Linked DNA regions of Homo sapiens: region 1 is linked to region 2. A link is a loop called in an ENCODE intact Hi-C map of the cell type or tissue named here. Cell type or tissue: K562. All regions are shown on one strand. Each heading gives the region's core, and the rest is flanking DNA. Links, peaks and the distances in the headings are about the cores only.

Evidence for each region. Peaks named below come from ENCODE experiments on the same cell type or tissue, not always from the same donor. Only the 100,000 strongest peaks of a DNase experiment are listed, where the experiment ranks them.
Region 1: a loop joins it to region 2, with 2.9 times the contacts of the local background. A loop is called at or near these places in 2 of 110 quality-filtered maps.

What each region holds. Positions count from the first base shown.
Region 1 is chr6:116,949,954-116,958,299 of GRCh38, forward strand. No RefSeq gene overlaps it. Among named protein-coding and RNA genes, the nearest start is that of RFX6, 77 kb to the left of the region's middle. In K562, for the core only: no CTCF peak of the experiment used is centred there; no DNase peak of the experiment used is centred there.
Region 2 is chr6:116,612,205-116,620,537 of GRCh38, forward strand. It overlaps RSPH4A (radial spoke head component 4A), which reads left to right and starts at 4,275. Exons shown (of 6, transcript NM_001010892.3): 1 at 4,275-5,105. The coding sequence starts at 4,420. RefSeq lists enhancers at 4,325-4,424, 4,475-4,594. In K562, for the core only: a CTCF peak has its summit at 4,018; DNase peaks (open chromatin) are centred at 4,197 and 4,617; H3K4me3 peaks cover 465 bases; H3K27me3 peaks cover 686 bases.

The sequences.
Region 1 (8,346 bases), core at 65-8,064, 340 kb after region 2:
TTGTAATTGTCCAAAGCAAAATGAAAGTCAAAATATAGTAGACTATTCGTACTTTTCCAAACCAGAATTAAAACCATAGCTGTTTAATTTGAACAAGAAAAGGGTTTTGGAGACTGTGTCTAATGAAGGTAAATAAATAAACTTGGAATGTGGGAAGCTCTCAAGTCTGAATGACAAAAGGAGTGTTTGGAAGGATGAAAGGTCATGAGAAGCCTGAAGACAGCCCTAGAATGATGTCACTCTGAGTATGAGATTGTCTGGGTCTCAAAGATAAGTATATCTTCTTTCAGTTTTTAAAGGAAAGTAAAGCTAAGTAAGAGATTTCATTTTATTCATTAACTTTTAAGAGACAAAGACTAAGATTTTCAAGTCGAAGCCTGAAAAAAATGTGACTGGACAGAGATGTCATTTTATTTGATGTTTCCAGGGCTGCTGAGACAGAGAGACTTGACCAGTGTGCAGTGTCCCGATAGAAACATGAGGATAAAACTCAAAGTGTATTCTTCTGACATCAACAAAGTCATTTGCTGAATTCTGATAGTATAATTTCAAATTGTAAAGAGAAGAACTTTGTACCTCATGGTAACCTGAAACCATATGTATCTAGTAGTAAAGATTACTTTAAGCTAAATTTGTTAAAATGGAATTTAATGGCCATAGGTATTCACAAAAGTGAAATCAGAATCTCTTCCTAAGTCACAGGGATAACAAGATCAAAATGTGTTTTTAAGATTTGTATCGCATCCTTGAAAGTTAACAGTGTGATTATATTATTGCTGCTCACTTTCAAAAGCTGAAAGTGTTCTGGGGGAAAGTGGAGAATATTTGGCTGCTGCAATGCATCATTAGTCTCTCCAGCTACACCTAAAAAAATGAATCAATAAGACTTTCACATCATACACAATTGTTACTTAGCTGTTGCTGATAAATTTCGTCTTTCTCAGGGAGATTTTGTAACTTGGATAAATAGATGCCTGTCATTCATTCCACAGTTGCCTCATTTCTGTGACTTCTTGAAAGAAGCATATCCCATGTATACACTGAGATAACTTTCAGTGTATACATGGCTAGACGATAGCATTTCTTTAGCATGGTATTGTCTGTAATCTGCTGTCTCCATGAAGAGCATCTGCAACTGGCTTTGTCAAACAGTCAGACTGACATCAAAGCTGGGGCCTTTGTGAGCCAGCAGACTGGCAAGATGAGCACAGCCAGAGGAGAACAATCGGTGGCTGAGGCACAGATGATGGGTTCCCGTGCTTTCTCTCACATCTGATTTACTTCATCTTATCAATGCTGATAAGAGCAAGAAAACTATCTGAACTGGACAAAGGCAAATAATAGAATATTATTAATGCATTCACATAAACATCTAAAAGAATACTTAGAACTTTGTGAGCAATATCAGGTTGATCTTTTAACTATGAATTGTGTTGGCCACAGTTTTTCCTCTTGAGGGATTTTAAGACTTTTCCACCTCCCATGTCACTGATTATGGACTGTGAAGTAGGATTTTTAAAATTATTATTTTAGTAGAGTCGGGGTCTTACTATGTTACTCAAGCTGGTCTTGAACTCCTGGACTCAAGCAACCTTCTTGACTTAGCCTTCCCAGTAGCTAGGATTACAGGCATGAGCCACAGCACCCAGCAGAATTCTTTATTGTATAGAATGCGTAGGCAGTGAATAGGAATACCTACATTGCCAAAATAATTTTCATTTCTTTGGAATTCTTTTTCTCATGTTAGCTTTAGTTCCTTTTCAAACATACATATTTTACATTTTTCATGATTTTCTATAAATTTGCTATCAATTAGGATAGTTATATATCCTAATTTGCCCCTAATTTGTGAGTTTATATGATGCTTTTTATACAGAATTTTTATAAACACTTATAAATGCATTGTATTAAAAATAAAATTATATATATATAGTTTTCTTAAACATAAATAGGACAAAATTTTATGAAGTTTTTGTTTGTCTTTTCATATCAATTTAATAAGAACCACTGCATACATATTCTGTCACATCCATGGTTTCAGGATAACATACATCACTGATGCAACTCAACTGCATGCATACATTTTTAGTAATTTGTATGTGCCCAGCAGTGTGCTTTTAAAGGTAAATTACTCCTCATCTTCCATCACAGGATAAAAGTGATTGTTTACCTATTGGTTTCCTGGCATAAACATGGTTTTAATAATAGTTTCTATTAATATGGTCATAGTAACTCCATAAAAAAAAATAAAAAACCCTTGAGTTTGTCAGAGGATCAGTAAGCTCACAGGAGACACTGGATGCTTTTAACTACTTTTTTTTTTTGAGACGGAGTCTCCCTCTGTCACCCGGGCTGGAGTGCTGTGGTGGGATTTCGGCTCACTGCAACCTCTGCCTCCCAGGTTCAAGTGATTCTCCAGCCTCAGCTTCCCCAGTAGCTGGGACTACAAGCACGTGCCACCATGCCTGGCTAATTTTTGTATTTTTAGTAGAGAGTAATTTTTGTAATTTTAGTAGTACAAAAAAACTTTGTATTTTTCACCATGTCAGTCAGGCTGGTCTCGAACTCCTGATCTCAGGTGATCTGCCTACCTTGGCCTCCCAAAGTGCTGGGATTACAGGCCTGAGCCACCATGCCTGGCCCCTTTTAACTATTTCTGTACCTTCATAACATCAATTAGCAACTCTCATCTCTTGAATTCCAATATACAATAAGCAGTCATCACATATTATAGCACTCTTTTAATAAATAATACATCTACATGTGTCTGCTATGTGCCAGGCACTGTGCTAAGTGTGTTATACACATGAGTAAACCTTCCCATCAGCCTTATGAGGTAAGTGCTATTGCTATCTCCATTTTACAGATGACAAAACTGTGTACGGAAGACAGGCAGGTTTCCCCAGACTCTATAGCTAGTAGGTAGTGGAAGCTAGAAGTTAAAGCTAGGCACCTTGAATAAAGGTTTCATTCTGAGCTATGACAATTCTGCCTTAGATGGACACTGTGGTCTCTCTACTCCTCACTCCCATCACATCCCTATCCAAGATTTATGGTCAGTTATTGTTGGCTTGGCACGAGCTATTTCAGAGGACTCTCTCAATTTCACCTTTGGCTCAAAGTCTTCAAATTATTTTTTAAAAAGGGAAGGAAGGAAGAAGGAAAACACAGAAAGAAAGAAAGAGAAAGGAAGAAAGGAAAAGTCTTAACTAATAATGAATTCTGTGATAGCTGGCAATTATTTCCCAGTTTTTTTTCCTCTCCCTGAATAGACATAATATGACAGATGTCAGCCAAAGAGAATGAGGAAGTTGATTTAAGTCCACTATTAAACCACATATTCACTTATTTTTTATTGAGGAACTACATTGGATTTAAAGGTAAAATGCCTCAAGAATTTGTTTTCAGATAGAGCAACTGATTGTAATAGAAGTAAAAATTTTATTATACTTCTTAACTGTACCAGGTACTTTAATACATTATCTCATAAAGACCACACAGCAACCCTGTTATGGAAGTAATTTTATTTTCACTACCTTATAGATGACGGGACCCCAGCTTATGAAGATTAAGTGACTCCCCCAAGTCCATGAACTAAAAAGTGGCAGGGCCATGACTTGGGCCCTGGCATGACTCCAAAGTTTATATTATCAAACTCTTTTTGCTGCATCTCCCAAATGGCAAAAGGTGCAATTTATGGTAGTTCAGACATTCTCAGGTCCACAGCGTGGGGATGGGGGATGGGACTGATTCTATGCCCTTTAAGAAGGTTTAACAGGTGCAAATTTGGCAACTCTTCTGCCTCTTCTTTCTGGGAATGAAAGACAGGGCCTACAGTTTTTACATTAATGCAAGTCAATATATTTCATAAGCCACTTATTTAAAAAATATTTTACCTTTCCCTGAATATTCTACTTGTGCTCTGTGAGCCCTCTCTATGATACCCACTATAGTACTCTTAGATTCCTGACAATATCATGACAAGTTAGCATGAAAAGTTTCCAATACTATGTGTCATATTAAAACTTGTCTTTTTAAAAAATAAATTCTAAAAATTGTGGGTACATACTAGGTGTATGTATTTATGGAGAACATGAGATATTTTGATATAGGCATGCAATGCATAGTAATCACATTATGGAAATGGAGTATCCACCCCCTCAAGCATTTATCCTCCATGTTATAAACCATCCAATTATACTCTTTATTTTTAAATGTACAATTAAACTATCTTGACTATAGTCTCTCTGTTGTGCTATCAAATACTGGGTCGTATTAATTCTTTCAAACTATTTTTTTGTACCCATTAACCATCTCCACCTCCCCTTCACCACTCCCCACTACCCTTCCCAGCCTCTGGTAACCCTCCTTCTACTCCCTATCTCCATGAGTTCAGTTGTATAATAAAAACCCGTCTTTACCCAGTGCTGACTAAAGAGACCTCTGCTAGGCAGTGTCTGGGAAATAATGTTCTTTTTAAAAAAAGATGGGTGAAGAGAGGACCTATCCTTCCCTTCCTTCCTTGTTGGTATGTTTGATGTCAGGACACACCACATGGGACTGCTGCAGCTATTTTGGGACCATGAAGAAGAGGCCAAGAGAACTCTAGAAAAGGCAACCCAGTTATCTAGCTGCATTGAACTTCTGAACCAGCCTGGGATGCACATTTCCAGTCTTCCTGTTATGTAAGCAGTAAAATATCCGTTTTGACCAAAACACACACACAAAAACCAAAACTTGCCTTTAACATCACATTCATTCTCTAATCCATTAATAATAACTCTCCATGTACGAGAGGAAACAAAACACCTTTGAAAAACAGCAGCAGGTAAGAAGATACTTTCACCTCCATTTATTTTGAATTCTATGACAGTCTTTCTTTTCCATCTCTCAGAGATAAATTTTTTCCTTTTTTTTTTTTAACTGATATGTTAAGCAAATCAATGCCCTAAAATCAGAACTCTGACGTTTAAGGAAAAAAAAAAAGCCCTGTAGTTTTTTTTTTCTGTACTTTGAGGGGAAAAATAGTTTACCTTCTCACTACAACAGATGGTTTTAAATGCAGTGATTACAAAATTCTGAAGGTAAAATGGTTTAATTACAAAGTCAATACCGCCTCTAACCTGGGCTGAGTCTTTAGCGTAAAAACAACAGACGGAGCAGTGCAAACGCTGGGACAATGTTTAACCAGAACTTTGCATAGCTACTGCAGTAGGGCTTTCCATGGGGCTTTAGTAAACCACAGAGCTCACGATTCTGGGTTTCTATTCATTGAATTACCTTAAGGTGAAGAATCATAAATGTGTGTATATATTTCACTATGCAATATACGCATGCACACACGCAAGTCTGATGGGGTCTACTCCTGGAACCTGAACCCCAATAGTATGAGATGGGGTTCAATTTCAGCAAAAATGAGTGATAAGAAAAAATTAAGGATACACAGAAAAAGGAGTTTGCCACAGGGATAAATTTTCGGTTCATTTAAAAAGGACATTATTCTGAAATTATATGTTAGTAAACTTGATTTCTAAACATTAAATTGTCAGTTTTTGCTTAAAATCCAAAGGAAAATTAATGACATAGTAGAAAATGATTCAATTGCTAGATGTTTGTAAAGATGTTTTAAAAACACACAAGAAAGCTAAGTTTGCTTTTTAAATAAAAAATTATCATCTTTTTCTAAATAGAAAGATGGGTGGATACAAAAATTATTCGTGGATTAAACCCTAATTCTTATTAAACTTGTAATACTGAAAAATCACTTTGAGTGCCTCTTGAAAACTTCCCTACATGCTGAATTACAATATACTTTTATATCAAATAACTCGGTTAGTGATTTCTTTTTTCATTTTATCCATTAATTAGAATGAGAACCATTCATGAAAACTGATGTAAAAGAAAAGTGCACGCGTTCTCCCTAAGGTGGCATATTCTTGCCTCACATCCACTAAGTATTTAATACAGGCCATTACAAGATAGTTTGGGTCATTGGACTAAGCAGATGTGGGAGGTACTAAATAGTTAAGTAAAATAAACATTTCGGATGGTCTTATCTCGGAGTCTTCTGATCTTAATAAATGTCACCAGAATAATCTAAAACGACTCTTTAGCAACTCTGCAGGGAATTAAAATCAGAAACATTTTGCGATTTCTAATCTGTTTAGGTTGCTCTGAAAGGAAAAATGCCTCATTCCAGCAGGCAGTGTATGGAATTATATTCAACAAAACTTGGAAAGGTTGGTGTTGAGGTTAAAATGTGAAGAAAAGTAAAAAGAAATAAATAGTGCATTCTAAAAATAAAATAAAAATGCCTTAAAAAGTGCAATTTTTAAAACATTACATTAAGGCAAAGTAAGTCAACTGAATCATAATGACCACACCTTAATATGTCTTTTGGAGAAGTGTTAAAATTTAATCGCCCAAATTCTTAGTTATAGGACATAGCTAACTGCTTGCCTAATTTCATTCTCTGCTACATGTTTTCTAAAAAGTCCTGAAGCAAAGGATGAACAATCTTAGCTTTTAAAACTCACTTAGAATTAAGGAATTCTTTGGTATTTCTCAGTGAGAAATTCTTGAAAACCATTCATTTGAAATTCATTTAATTACTCTTTCGTTTCCCACTCTCACGCCCCACTTAATAGGCAACCATTCTAATGTATTTAATGTACAGCTTTTTACATTTTGCACTGAATTAGAAATAGAGACAATTCTAGGTATACACCTAGAATTGAGTGCATAGAATTCACTGAGTGTATACCTAGGATAAGTAGGTATTCGTGAAAATTCACAGAGTGTATACCTAGGATAAGTAGGTATACTGTGCAACTAGTCCCAAGATCAAGAGGCAGATATTGCCAACACCCCACAAATTTTTTGTGTGTCCCTTTCAAGTCACTATCAGCTCAGAGAAACCACTATCCTGACTTTTGGCAGAGGTGATTGACTTTACTTATTTAGTACATTATATCAACGGGACCATACCATTTGCACTCTTATATGTCTGGCTTCCTTAGCTCAACATTGTGTTTTTAAGATACATCCATGTTTTTGTGTTCAGCTGGAGATTGTTCTTTCTTACTGCTGTATAATATCTCACTTTGTGAATATACCACTATTTATTGCCCTTAATTTTTGATAAACACATGACCATATTTCTGTCAGGCATATGCCTGGGAATGGCGAAGTTAAGTTATAATGTGTACAATATGTTCACCCTTAGTTAATATGGCCAAAGCTGGATGACAAACTGAATGTTTGTGCTGAGCCCTTTGTTTCTATGTTCTTATAGAAGATGAATTCTCATTTGGTATACACACAACTTTACATATATTAATGGTTTTATGTTATTCATCTCGTTCTGCTTTCCATGTTTTTTTCATTCAGGATTATAGATTTAAGATCCATGCACGTGGCTATGTGAACATCAAGTCTGTGACTTATAATTGCACATCATTATAGAATGAATAGTGACATTTTTGAAATAATGTTTTGAAATAATGTAATGTTTAACGACAGAGGAATGGTTTCATTCAACAACAAATTACTATAGGCCCATTTAAAACAAGTTTTTAAAGACTTTATGAAAATAATATTTTGGAAAAAGAAGGACGTAAAACTGTTTACAAAGTATAATCTAAATTTTATTTTTAAATGTATAATCTGCAAGGGAATATACCAAATATAAGTAATATGTACTATAGTATAAGATTTGTGGTGCTTTTTTCTTCTTTATGTTTTTGATATTTTCCAAGGATATTATGATCAAGAAAAGCTAAACAACAAAAAGGTAACCTATGAACTACAAAACAGAGTACTGTCTTTACATGAGCTAATATGTGTTATAAAACATTCTTTTAAATATTTTTATCATGTGTTTTCCCACTGTTTCACATCACTTTTTTCATAGTCATTATTTGCACTTTGTGTTAAGTCATTAGTTTCGTCTCTCAAATACAACCTTGTTTTAATGTCTTCACCTTTCTTCTACTTTAGTCTCTTCAATTTTGCCTCATTATTCATTATAGAGGCCTGCTAGAAGTCAGCACGTCCCTCTCTTCTCAATGGAGCAGCTCTCTCTCCCCTCAAAGCTAACAGTTGATATTTTTCATATTGTTGAGTGTTATGGAAAACCCACATCCTGTAATTGTGTGTTAAGATGCCTTTCCTCTTCTCAAGTTCATTTCTTAATTACCTGAATTATTATATCTAACCCACATTGATTATACTATAAGTGGTAATTGTTAACATTACTAAGTAGAAATAGGATCTCACATTAAATAGAGCTTTTCTGTGATTTTAATCTTTGTTAGGGCAAAAACGTTTGTTCCTCAATTTTGCTTC
Region 2 (8,333 bases), core at 334-8,333:
ATCTGTGGAAAGGCAACAAAAGATCTAACATTTATGTCACTGGGGCAAAAAACAAAAGAATGAGTGTGGAATAGAAACACATTTTTTAAAAAAATAGTGGCTGAAACATTTTAAAATTTGGTGAAAAACATATACAGATTTAAGAAGCTGTGTGAATGCCACAGAAAATAAATCCAAAATCAGAAATTTAACTTTAATATAACATCATACAAAGTATATTCTCTGACAATGATGGAATTACGTATAAATTAATCACAAAAAAAAAAGAAAATCTCCAAACTCTGGAAAATTAAATAACACACTTAAAAATAATTCACAGCTCGATGAGCAAGTCTAAGGGAAATTTTAAATAGTGTATATTGGACTGAATTAAAAGGAAATGACATATCAAAATCTGTTGGATACAGCTGAAAGAATGTTTAAAGGGCAGACACTTCTCAAAAGAAGACATTAATGCGGCCAACAAATATATGAAAAAAAGCTTAACATCACCGATCCTTAGAGAAATGCAAATCGAAAACACAATGAGATACCATCTCATGCCAGTCAGAATGGCGATTGTTAAAAAGTCAAGAAATAACAGATGCTGGTGAGGTTGCAGAGAAATAGGAATGCTTTTACACTATACGTGGGAATATAAATTAGCTCAACCACTGTGGAAGACAGTGTGGCAATTCCTCAAAAATCTAGAAACAGAAATACCATTTGACCCAGCAATCTCATTACTGGGTATATACCCAAAGGAATATAAATCATTCTATTACAAAGATATATGTGTACGTTCATTATAGCACTATTCACAATAGCAAAGACATGGAATCAACATAAATGCCCATCAGTGATAGACTGGATAAAGAAAATGTGGCATATATACATCATGGAATACTAAGCAGCCATAAAAAGGAATGAGATCATGTTCTTTGCAGGGACATAGATGGAACTGAAAGCAATTACCCTCAGCAAACTAATGCAGTAACAGAAAACCAAACACCACATGCTCTCACCTATAAGTGGGAACTGAACAATAAGAACACATGCATTAAGAAAAATAGCTAATGCATGCTGGGGTTAATACCTAGGTAATGGGTTGATAGGTGCAGCAAAACACCATGGCACATGTTTACCTATGTAACAAACCTGCACATCCTGCACATGTACCCCAGAACTTAAAATAAAAATAAAAATGTAAAAAAGAATGTTTAAAGGGAATATATAAAACACTAGACACGGCCAGGCACGGTGGCTCACACCTGTAATTCCCAGAACTTCGAGAGGCCGAGGTGGGTGGATCACTGGAAGTCAGAAGTTCGAGACCAGCTTGGCCAACATGGTGAAACCTCATCTCTACTGAAAATACAGAAATTAGCTGGGTGTGATGGTGGGTGCCTGTAATCCCAGCTACTCAGGAGGCTGAGGCAGGAGAATTGCTTGAACCCAGGAGGCGCAGGTTGCGGTGAACCAGGATTGTGCCACCGCACTCCAGCCTGGGCAACAGAGTGAGACTGTGTCTCAAAAACAAAACAAAACAAACAAACAAAAGCAAAAACAACCAAACACTAGACACTTACATCAGAAAAAAAAAAAAGAAATCTCAAATAAATAATCCAAGTTTCCACTTCAAGACACTAGCAAAAGAAGAGCAAAATAAATACAAAGTAAAGAGGAGCAAACAAATAAGAAGAGAAATCAATGAGATTGAAAACAAAAATAATAGAGAAAATAAATAAAACCCAAAGCTAATTTTAACAGTGTCCAGTAAGATTGATGGACTTCCAATAAGACAAAGAAAAAAAGAGAGGGCAAATTATCAAAATCAAGAATGGAAGAGGAGATATCACTACAGACCCCACAAACATTAAAAGGATGAGAAGGGGATGCTGCAAAGAACTCTGCAAACATAAGTTCAACAACTTGGATGAAATGCATAAAATCCTTTAAAATTGCAAACTACCAATATGCATCCAAGATGAAAGAGATCATCTGAACAGTCCTATAACAACTTAAAAGTTTGAATTTGCAGTTTAAAAACCGCTTGAAATAGAAGTTTCCAAACTCATACAGTTTCACTGTAAATTTTACTAAACATTTAAAGAAATGACACCAGTTCTATATAATCTATTCCAGAAAACAGAAAAGGAGGAAACACTTCTCAACCCATTTTATAAGGCCAGCATTATATGACACATAATACAAAACTGGGAACATAAGTAGGCTAAGAGCTTTAGTCTTTATCTTAAGAACAGTAAGAAGCAAATTTAGGATTACTAGAGTCAAAGTCAAGATAAAGCTCTGGACTGAAAATGAAGCAGGAATAATAACGGACACTTACATTGTTCCTTTCAGGTGCTCTTCACTCCTAAACTGGAGAGATAAGCAAGCTATGTCTGTTCCTTCATGCGTTCTTTCTCCTGGCCCTACTACCCTTCTCTGGCTTGTCTTTTTTTCTTTTCTTTTCTTTTTTCCTTTTCTTTTCTTTTTTCTTTTTCTTTTCTTTTCTTTTTCTTTCTTTCTTTTTTTTTTTTTTTTGACACAGGCTTTTCTGACTCCAGCCTGGATAACAGGCTGTCGTCCAGGCTGGAGTGCAGTGGCACGATCTTGGCTCACTGCAACCTCCGCCTCCTGGGTTCAAGCAATTCTCCTGCCTCAGCCTCCGGAGTAGCTGGGATTACAGGCACTCGCCATAATGCCCAGCTAATTTTTGTATTTTTGTAGAGATGCAGTTTCACCATGTTGGCCAGGCTGGTCTCAAATTCCTGACCTCAACTGATCCACCTGCCGTGGCCTCTCAAAGTGCTGGGATTACAGGCATGAGCCATCTTGCCTGGCCCTCTGGCTTGTCTTTCAAAGAAAAAACACAAAAGTGCTGGGATTACCTGGTGAAAAAAAGACAAACTGCTTGGATTACAGGTGTGAGCTACCACACCTGGCCCTCTGGCTTGTCTTTCAAAGAAAAAAAAAGCCTCCATTACAGCTTGCCAGCTGCAAGGGAGAAATTAAGGGGGAAAAAATGCTAACTTCCTCAACTCTTGCACCAATTACCAAAAAACCCCAGAATTTATTGTTCTAGTTTATCTTAATGTTCTGTTTTTAGAAATCCAAGCATTCTAAATCCCAGACATTTGACTTTAAAGAGTCTCTGTACCAGCAGAAGTTATATTCAACATTTTGTGTGTGTGCACACAGTTTTTATCAAATTATTTTAGTCTGTGATTCCCTCACCACACTGAATGGAGGAGTATTATGTTCTTCCATGAAGTTAGAATTTAGAGCAACATCTTGCTAAATAGAAGCTATATCAATGTAAACTGTCAAATGCCAAGTATTTGTTGGTATATTTAGAAAGAGAAAGAAATACAAAACAATTAACATTAAAGACTTTAATTAATATATGGTTTATAGTTAAGTCCAGATATGGTCCAATCTTCTATACCTTCTTCATATTGGAGACTGTATACTATAAATGAATAGTCATAATCTTGAACTTAAATCATTGCAAAATTATGCATTTACATTTACATTATCAAATAAAAATTATATTATGCCAATATAGTTTAGTGTTAATTTGAATTTCAATTATTAGAAAACGGGTAACCCATGAATTGCCTATTTATAGGTTTTCTGCATTGCCTTCTCAAGTATAATATTCTGCCTAATCACCAGGAGATTCCTTATAAGCAGGAAGAACAAAACTCAGGACTGCTTTGTCTATTCTCCGAGTCTTTAGAGTTGGTTGGTTGTAGCTGATGCACGCTAAATGTGAGGCTTGGGGTCTCCTGGTCAGCACACTGGGGTCCCATTGTTACCTGCACCTCCGAGATTACCAAGGTCAGTCTCTTCCTCCCTCTCTACCCCTCACTCTCCTCTCTCCCTCCCTCCCTTCCTTCCTCCGTTCTTTCCTTCCTTCCTTCTCTCTCTCTCTCACACACACACACCCTCCACACACACGCTTCATGAATACACTGTCCCTCCACTAACGCACGACTCGCTCCTCACAGCACAACTTGGATCAGTCTCAGACCCCTAAAGGTCTCTCGCATGGGGTCGCCATTCTTCCTACTTTGTGCTCAAGGCGCAGGATCTGGAGTTCTCGGTTTCCAAGCAAGACTGGTCGAGTCTAGGTCGGATTGGCTGCGATAGAACGAGGGGCAGGGGTTGTACCGAATCACAAAGCTAGGATTTTCATCTCTCTCTCTCGTTCTCTCTTAGTCTCCGCCCTCGAATCCTGGCAACAGGCGCGGTGAGTTTTTCTGAGAGGAACCCGGCCTGGGGTTGCTATGGAGATAGGACGCAGCAACTCACAGAGCAACCAGGACCCAGAAATCGCTTAAGAGACCGCGGCAAAGTAACTTAACTGAGTTGCCTTCTTCCATATTTTCACGCCCCTTTCATCCAGAACATTTTTTTTCTTGAACTGCTTCCATGGAGGACTCAACCTCCCCGAAGCAAGAAAAAGAAAACCAAGAAGAACTAGGGGAAACAAGGCGGCCATGGGAAGGAAAGACAGCAGCTTCTCCCCAATATTCTGAGCCTGAGTCGTCTGAGCCCTTGGAGGCGAAGCAGGGGCCAGAAACTGGACGCCAGTCCCGAAGCAGCCGTCCTTGGAGCCCGCAGTCTAGAGCCAAGACGCCTCTGGGTGGCCCCGCGGGACCAGAAACATCATCACCTGCTCCTGTCTCTCCGCGGGAGCCCTCTTCCTCTCCTTCTCCCCTGGCTCCGGCCAGACAAGACCTCGCGGCACCACCTCAGTCGGACAGGACCACGAGTGTGATTCCTGAAGCTGGGACACCTTATCCTGATCCTTTGGAACAATCATCTGATAAAAGAGAATCAACTCCTCATCACACAAGCCAGTCAGAAGGAAACACCTTTCAACAGTCTCAGCAACCCAAACCCCACCTGTGTGGACGAAGGGACGTGAGCTATAACAACGCTAAACAGAAAGAGCTGAGATTTGACGTTTTTCAGGAGGAAGACTCAAACAGTGACTATGATTTACAGCAGCCGGCGCCTGGGGGCTCTGAAGTGGCCCCCAGCATGCTTGAGATCACCATTCAGAATGCTAAGGCTTACCTGCTGAAGACTAGCAGCAATTCGGGCTTTAATCTGTAAGTCTCAGAGGGAAAAAAGATAAATGTTTGGCAAAGCAAGAGGGTGTGTGAGTATCTCTGTGTGAGAGTGTGTTTCTGTGGGTGAATCAAAATATATTTGAAAGATTGTGTTAGTAAAAGAGAGTTAATGACATAACTCTGGATCACATGACTCAAAACAGGTCATTAATGGAGATTCTTGTACCTTCTTTTTCTTAACCTTTTTTTTTTTTTGTCCTTTTCCTCCAGCTTCTTTAAAGACCCTAGGCACACAACAAAATAAAACTTAGGAATTATGGAATCTCGGGCTTGAAAAAGACCATAAAGACCATAAAGTCCAAGCATCTCTCCAGGATGCTTGTGAAAAATAATTGTCTACCAGTGAAAGCAATCACGTCTCTCATCTGTAGATGCTATTGCTTGCATGGCTTTTGAGTTCCCAACCCAGGCAGTGCTAGGGTGACCACCATCTCAGTTTGGCTGAGCGCTGAAAGTTCTTTATCCTAAGAAACCCCTTAGTCCTCGCAAACTCGGAGAATTGGTCACTATACAAGCTACCTGGAACACATGCCATTTTATCCAAGTCTCTTAAAATGTGATGATCAATAGTCTACATATGTTCTGCCCATCCCATTATAGCTTTAATTTTAGAACTTATGACATGTATAGATTTCTATAGATTTTTGCTTCCAGAGTTACATAATGATAGGGTCAGTAGAATTTTAGGGCTAGAAGGGCTTTTGGAAAACATCTAATACAACTCATTTGTTTTTGTAAATGAGGAGACCAAGTCATGGAGAACCTAATTTGCTCAAGATTCCAGTGGCTAACAACACTTACCGACTCTTACCTCTCCCTCCATCACTAAGCTCTAGCCCCATGGCTGTTCCCTCTGCCCAGAAGGCTTCTTTTCTAAGTCTTTGGCTGGCTGGCTCCTCATTCTTCAGAACTCAGCTTCCATGGAACACTACTAAAAAGCTTATTCTTTTCCTTCATAGCATTTAATGTCATTTATAATTTTTTATACAGAGAGACAGACTTATATTTTAATATCTGACTCTCCCACTAGATTGGAGGCCCCCAGAGAGCAAGGACTCTGAATTTTGTATACCACTATATACTTAGTGGTAGCACAATGCTAGCAACTATTAAGAAGAAATGAATGCTTTTTCTATTCTCTCACTCTACAACAACCAACATAGAAGACTTCTTGTTGTTGCTGTTGGTTTTGTCTTTGTTTTGAGACGGAGCCAGCTCTGTCGCCCAGGCTGGAGTGTAGTGGTGCCATCTCAGCTCACTGCAGCCTCTGCCTCCTGGGTTCAAGCGATTCTCCTACCTCAGCCTCCCAAGTAACTGGGATTACAGGCGTAAGCCACTGCGCCCAGCCTCAACACAGAAGACTTCCGTGACAAAATGTTTGGGGTTCTGTTTCCCTATCCACAAGCAAGCAATCACTTCTGCAGTGGGCACCAACTAGGTGTCCTCCAATTCAATTCTGACATATCCACCTGGAGATAGCATCAGATCCCACAGGTTGAGGGCTCAATCCCACAAGACTGCCCCACACTTCCAATGCCAATTACAAGCCCCAGGCTGATTAACCTGTGCTTCTGACCAACCAGCTATAAACCAGGGATCCAACAACTCCCTCTTTTGGTTTGACTAATTTGCTAGAGTGGCTCACAGAACTCAGGGAAACACTAATGATTACTGGTTTATTATAAAGGATATTACAAAGGATGCATATGAAGAAGTATTGGGGAAGGAGTGCAAAGTTTCCTTGCCCTTTCTGGGAAGGCCACCCTCCAGCAACCTCCATGTGTTCAGCTATCAGATGCTCCCCTAAACCTGTTCTCTTGGGCCTTTTATGGATATGTTATTGGATAGGTATGATTGGTGACTGTGTAGAAAAGGGGTATAATCTAATGCTAATAGACTGAGTGGGGAAGCCCAGCAAGGCCTAACCAGATTCTTCTTGGCCTCTCTGTGGAGCATTCTTTCCTCCTTGATATGGGGCAGGACCTCTTTTGAAATGGGGGTCTTATGACCATCAATCAGACAAAGTAGGTTAGAGAATTTTATTATGGCCAGACATGGAGAAACAGAGTATACTTTTAGTTTCTAAGGCCTATCTTGGGGATAAATGAGAAGCGGTATGAGACTTATGAGTCAGAAACTATGGATGAAAACCAATGTATATAAATCATAATTCCTAAGTTCTCACCATGATCTATTGGGGTGCTTCCTGATTAATCAGTAAATATTAATTAAATGCCTACTGAATCTACAATGTGGCAAATATTTGCAGCTATTACTAGGCTTTAAGATATATGAGATATAATTTTAAAGTCTAAGGAATAAAAAAATTAATGTATGATGTGAGAAATCTCATGAAATGTGAGATCAGTTTGAAATATTATTTATTAGTTAATTTTTTTTTCTTTTGAGATGGAATCTCACTCTGTCGCCCAGGCTGGAGTTCAGTAGCACGATCTCGGCTCACTACAAGCTCTGCCTCCCAGGTTCACGCCATTCTCTTGCCTCAGCCTCCCAAGTAGCTGGGACTACAGGCGCCTGCCACCACACATGGCTAATTTTTTTGTATTTTTGGTAGAGACACGGTTTCACTGTGTTAGCCAGGATGGTCTTGATCTCCTGACTTCGTGATCTGCCTGCCTCGGCCTCCCAAAGTGTTGGGATTACAGGCGTGAGCCACCACACCCAGCCTATTAGTTAATATTTTAAACTACAATTTACTTAAGCTGCAAGAATGTAATTTGCTACTCCATAGTGGACTCTACTTGAATTTCTGATATGAACTTCTTGTCATAATGCCCTATGTTAGATAGCAAGCCTGAATTTACAAACTGCTAAAATTGCAAAGGAACACATTATAAATACTTGTGAGTTCACTAACAATTTAAAACAATGTGAAAACATAAAATTTTCTTTATTGAATTATTTTATAATTGATATTACTTACATATCTAAATTTAATTTTATTTCCAAATGCTGTCTCTGAGGTAATAAGTGAATATCTTCCATAATATTCACTGTTATCCTCTAAGTACTTTAGTGCCTACAGTTTAAAATTGTTTAGTAAAAGATTACTTTAACTCCATCTCTTATATGCAGATCTAATTTGACAGCCATAAAAGCTATTTTTCATGGCAATTTAAACAATCTTTGACTGAAATATGGAATCTGAAAATGGTTTTTCATCATTGAACTAACAGGCTATAGGAA